Regions from separate parts of the Homo sapiens genome. Here region 2 is linked to region 1. A link is a loop called in an ENCODE intact Hi-C map of the cell type or tissue named here. Cell type or tissue: endothelial cell of umbilical vein. All regions are shown on one strand. Links, peaks and the distances in the headings refer to the core of each region. The heading gives the core; the rest is flanking DNA.

The links. Hi-C counts contacts between places; a loop is a spot of excess contacts. Peaks named below come from ENCODE experiments on the same cell type or tissue, not always from the same donor. Only the 100,000 strongest peaks of a DNase experiment are listed, where the experiment ranks them.
Region 2: it touches region 1 in a loop (4-fold over the local background); 2 of 110 quality-filtered maps call a loop at or near these places.

Annotation. Positions count from the first base shown.
Region 1 is chr2:183,240,989-183,243,911 of GRCh38, reverse strand. No RefSeq gene overlaps it. Among named protein-coding and RNA genes, the nearest start is that of NUP35, 120 kb to the right of the region's middle. In endothelial cell of umbilical vein, for the core only: no CTCF peak of the experiment used is centred there; no DNase peak of the experiment used is centred there.
Region 2 is chr2:183,077,212-183,080,134 of GRCh38, reverse strand. DUSP19 (dual specificity phosphatase 19) reads right to left here and starts at 1,388. Exons shown (of 4, transcript NM_080876.4): 1 at 976-1,388. The coding sequence starts at 1,201. In endothelial cell of umbilical vein, for the core only: no CTCF peak of the experiment used is centred there; a DNase peak (open chromatin) is centred at 1,404; H3K4me3 peaks cover 1,455 bases; H3K27ac peaks cover 1,083 bases.

The DNA.
Region 1 (2,923 bases), core at 144-2,643:
GGGGCTCCTGAGCTAAGCTCAGCTGCATATTGCTAACAATTAATAAGATTTATCTGTAAGGATTTTAGAATTGAGGCACTGGAAGTCTGAGTCCATCTGACACAAGGATTTAAGCTAAAAGATCATGTATCGTCAATGTTGAGATGGCCGTATAGCCTTCTGTGCAAGAGGAATATACTCAGGAAACTAACTGTGAGAAAGAAGAATGGAGAAAACACTGAAAAAGAAGGAGCAAGGAAACTCAGTTCTTGACTTCAGTTATAAAAGCCCAAATCTTCATTTGCTCTTCTCAGATTCATAAGATCTTAGCATTTTTCAGTAAATACCATCCCCCCTTCAGTTGAGCTATTTGAATAGGTTAATTTTTGTACAACTAAGAATCTCCTCTAGGAAAAAACAATTGGCAAAAAGTTTATGTTACCTTCTTTTTAATGTCGGTAACAATGTGTCCAGAAAAAACAAAGCAAGCCGAATAACATTTGTTTAAAGACATCAAGGAAAGAATATTAGTCCTTTAGCCAAGAATGCTCTGCAAATAAGTCCTCAGTCATTTACAGTCTAATGTCTAGATTGAGAATTTTTCAGCCTAAAGACTGCACCTTTCCAAAAGAAGTGATTTTCTACATTGGCTTCACAGTATTCTCAGCGGTACAGTCATCCATTTTTAGATAGAGCAGAGAATCTGGCTCTCTTCCAGGTCACTCTCATGTTAATGACACATCAACAATATCTGAACGAACTAAACTGAGAGATTCAGTGTTCACTTACAACAGAGTCTGTCTGTTGCCTTTATTTTGAATGGCATAATAACTCAAATATGGAGATGCCACTGATAGATGACACCCTTGTGTTCATTCACATTGAGCTTTGTTTGCTACTTGAACTTGATTACAACAGACATCCATTGAGGAATATAAAAACATCCGTGCTCCCTTTAGTCATTCAGGCACATTATGAGTTTCAATGAAACACAGAGGAATCCAAGAATCTGCATCGCCCAGACAGTGCCCTTGAAATGAAGCCTTACCTTTCATTAGAACAAAATGTTATCCACATTAAGAGGAAACCTGGAAATGCGTATGCAGCAGTTGAGGTTTTAATTAGACTTGTCCTATTTTTCCTGTGCCTATAAAATGTAAATCAAAGACATCAAAATTATTAAGTAAAATACAGAGAATGTTGTTTCTTAAGGGTAAAGGATGAGATGGAGTGGGGTATAAATTAGTCCCAAATTTAAAAAGACAAATTTTTCAAGCTGACTTCAGAAAATAATTTCTTTTCAACCTAAAAGAAGCGAAGGAATGTAAGGACACAAAATAAAGAATAGAAAGCCTGAAATCCCAGCACTTTGGGAAGCCAAAGTGGGCCAATCTCTTGAGCCCGAGCCCAGGAGTTCAAGACCAGCCTGGGCAACACGGTGAAAACCTGTCTCTGCCAAAAAAAAAAAAATATATATATATATATATATATATACAAAAATTAACTAGCATGGTGGCATGCACCTGCAGTCCCAGTTACTGGGGAACTTGAGGTGGGAGGATTGCTTGAATCCAGGAGGGATTGGCTGCAGTAAGCCGAGATCATGCCACTGCACTCCAGCATGGGTGGCAGAGCAAGACACTTTCTCAAAAAAAAATAAATAAATAATAGAAAAGTGTAGGAAAGAAAAAGAAATATCAATCTAGAAAAACATATATGTCCAGATGGACCAGCAACTAGTTGCATTAGAGAGACAGCCACAGGCTGTGTAGACCCTGATGCTAATATGCTAATATGACCAAGACTGAATGTCTCCTTCAGGTTAGTCCACATTCTCAGACAAAATCTCAACCCATACTAGCCATCCTCCAACCACATGTAAGGATGTAAAAATAAATGAAAACCTCAATGCTGTTATCAAAAAATAATTAAGATATTGCCCCAAAGCAATATCTTAGTGTATAATAAAAGCCAATTATGGTTAGAGCAAAATAAAGCTTTATAATCTTATTTGTCACTTATTAAGCATCAAGAAGAACCTGAGAAATATCCATAATTGCGTATTATTTTGATGCCCCTTGTTTTTTTCTAATTGATGTATTCTGAAGAAGCAATGGGGAAACCAAGTGCCTAATTACCCTGGTGCAGGACTAATAGTTCAACTAGGCAATGTGGTTCTGCGGAGCCTCAGTTTAAACGGAGGAAAGATCTTTTTAGCCCGGAGTCTCTTTCAGCCCATTTCCTTTTTCTCTTATTCTCAGGATTTATTCTAAGCCTGGTCTGAATGTTATACTATACTCAGAAAAGAATTAAAGGTCTTTGGATTCCTAGTTGATTATAATGAACTCAGTATCCAGTATCAATCATGTTTGATCAATGCTACTACTCAGACCTACTAAAGGCCATTTAACTAAGTCAGGGAAGGGTCTGTGAAACTCAGGCTTGGGCTTTCTTTTCTAGCAGTAGACCTCTTAAGTCGGGTCCGGAAGTGAAACGAAAGCTGAGAAATATCCAATGTCAATCAGATATCATTTTAATATTTATAAGGAGATTAAAAAGAAAATGGAGATTCTAAGCTTTCATCAGGTTCAAACACCTTAAAATTTACTTGGAAAAACATTTTATACCTTAGAATTTCATTAAGTTCAAAAGTCTTTAGAGTTGAAATGATATATACAAGTAATCATCCTGATTAGAGTTTGTAGATTTCTCTAACACACCAAAGAATTAAGCAATGTATAAAACTCAAACAACTCAAATCCAGGGTGGTGGGCTCTGTGATCACCTGTTGGAATTATTGATACAGAAACTACAAATGTGGTTCACTGTGCCCCTCAGCGTCTCCAACAAGAATCTGGACAGTGAGCAGACACAAGTATCTAGTCATAAATAAATTCAATGCTATGAACTAAATGTTCGTGTCTCCCAAGATTATATGTTGAAA
Region 2 (2,923 bases), core at 200-2,699, 160 kb after region 1:
AGCAGGAGTCCATCAGACTTGGGCTTGATGCATACGTCTGTTATTTACCAGGTGTGTTACCTTGTGTAAATTACTTCACCAATTTTAAATCCTGGTTTCTATTTGTAAAACAAAGCTGATAATCCCTACTTCACAGGATTCCTCAAAGGAGTAAGACACTAGGTGAACAGCACCTGGGCTATTTCTCAGTCTTCTCTCTATTCAAGAATGCCTTAGCTGCATAGTGATAAGTCATTTAGTCTTTCCAAGTCTTAATTTCTCTATTCATAAATAGAAATAATTCAGACGTACTTGAAAACATTCTTGACTATTTTTTTAAGAACACCATACCATATTCTTGCCAAATTAACAAGTTTGCACTTTTATAACCTTGCTTCATTTGCTATTTGTGAACTATGCTTGTATAGGGGCTCAGTATTTCCATAATACGAAATAAATCATAAGATCTTAAGATCTCCTTCTCTTAAACACTCCAAAAACAGACACCATGAACAGACGTGGCCACAGGAGGCATGTATTCCGCACGGTCTGTAAGAGCTGCGCAGGCCAGCAAGCACAGGACTATTTCGAGTATTAACTTTTCTATAACTTTAACCATTGTCACTTGTAGTTCTGCCTGATACAAACATTCTTTTTTCATTCCTTTTTTTTCAAGCTGTATTTTTTATAAGCCAAGAAAACACAACATCAATGTGTTATTCTCCAGAGAAGTTAGAGAAACGGGAAGAAAGCTTTTCTAAAATTCAAATATGCAGTGCCAAGTGCTACGAGAATAGCATCTATGCTTCTTATGGGTACACTGTGAGGCAGAAACGGCTCTAGCTGGCTAATGGAAGTTCCATATCCAAAAAAGGAAACAGTTCAGCTTTTCGGCAGGATAGCTGATAATACAGACTATTACGCATAAAGGGGGAAAATGAGAACGTAATCTGGCTAAAAGGACTCAATGATCTAGTGGCAAGTCGATATACTCACCTAGGAGCAACCATGGCTTAATAACGCCAACTTGCAGGTCCGAGCTAAGGTCCTGCACATAACCACAACCACCCCCACTGCTCGGCTCTACTTCTTCCACAACATGAATTCTGGCATCTTTCCATGTTTCTATAATTTTCTTTCCAGTTAGCGTTGTCACCCTGGTGCATTGCTTCCTGAGATTATTCCGGGAGAATGCTTTAATTTCCTGGTTAAGGGAGTACATTACATGAGCAGTGGCTGGGAACAAATACAAACAAATCCAGCAGGCATAGAAAACGGCTGAACTGCTAGTCCCTTATTGCCCAGGTAACAAAGCCAGCCTCAGAGGTGCTCGCCCATCCAGGTAACCGCAGCAGCCACAGACCAAGAGACTGAGTCGTCCAGCTCCGTTTATCCCAGCGATGCAATGTAAGGCGAAATTTGATTGGTCATTGAGACACAAGTGCCGATTGGATGCTGTTTCTTCTTCCTGTCAGCCAGAAACCTGCATTTTCCCGAAAGGCTCGAGGGATCCACTGGGGAAGATTTCTTATTGTTGCTGTTTAAATTTAGCTTTCTAATACACGCAGAATGGTAAAATATAAGACTTCGTTGGAGAGAGGAATGATATGTCCTGGTTCTTTAAAGGCAGTGATTTTCTGATATATTCTGTTAGTGTCACTTACGGCAGTGACCATGGACGATCCGGGCTGACCTGTGTATCGCTCCCGCTTGAAAGAGACCGGCGGAGTCACCTTGCAAATCACCCTATGTCCCAAAGCCTTTCCTGCCTGTCTGCTTTTAGGCTAGTCCAGGAGGGCTAGAGCAGACGTTAAAAGTTATTTCTCGCTTCCTGTATCCTTCACACCTTCTGCTTTTGCTGTTAATGCAAGAGGAACGTTTACTAGATAAAGTTGTTGTGCGTATTTGTGAGGCAACAATTTAAATAAACTGGGAAAAAAGATATATTTTTTAAAATTTATGCTCATATATGTAGATTGACAAGAGCTTAAAATTTATTTATTTTCTGACTTTCAGCCTACATTTTCATTTCATACAGTAAATATACATCCTAAATAAGAATTGCAGCAAGTCCATCCATACGAAGAATTAAGAAAATCAATTGTGTAAGCATCCAAATTTGTAAAACAGATAAATAAATTATAGAACGATGATTCTGATTACCAAAAAAAAGTTTTGCAAAAGAAATCACAAGATTCCTTTAAAGAGAAATTTTTCAAACCCCTATTAAAGTAAATGTAATTTTAAATGAATTTCAACACAATGTATAAACACATATATAAAATGAAGAAGTTGCACTTATGAAAACTTTTCTTCCAATACCACATATTAAAATTTGTGTTGTTGTTGAAACTTTCTGACATAAAAAAATTCAACTGTTATGGATTGACTATTTCTGTCCCTTCAAAATGCATATGTTAAAGCTTTAAACCTCAAGGTGATGGTATTTAAATGGGACTTTTGGGATGTAATTTAGGATTAGACTAAGACCCTAGGGTAGGGTCCTCATGATGGGTTTAGTGGCTTCAGGAGAACTGAAAGAAATCTGCCTGCTCCCCTATATGGACCAAGGAAAGACAGTATGAGGACATAAGGAGAAGCTGGCTGTCTGCAAGCCAGGAAGAGAGCTTTCAGCAGGAACTGAATAGGCCAGCACCTTGATCTTGGACTTCTCAGCCTCCAGAACTGTAAGAAAATATATTTCGGTTGTTTAAGCAACAAAGTTTATGGCATTTTGTTAGAGCAGCCTGAGCAAACTGAGATATAAACCAAACTTCTCCCTCTTGAAAAAGGAATAGGCCCAGTACAGTGGCGCATGCCTGTAATTCCAGCACTTTGGGAGGCCAAAATGGGTGGATTGCTTGAGCCCAGGAGTTCGAGACCAGCCTGGGCAACATGATGAAACCCCAACTCCACTAAAAAATACAAAAAATTAGCCAGGTTT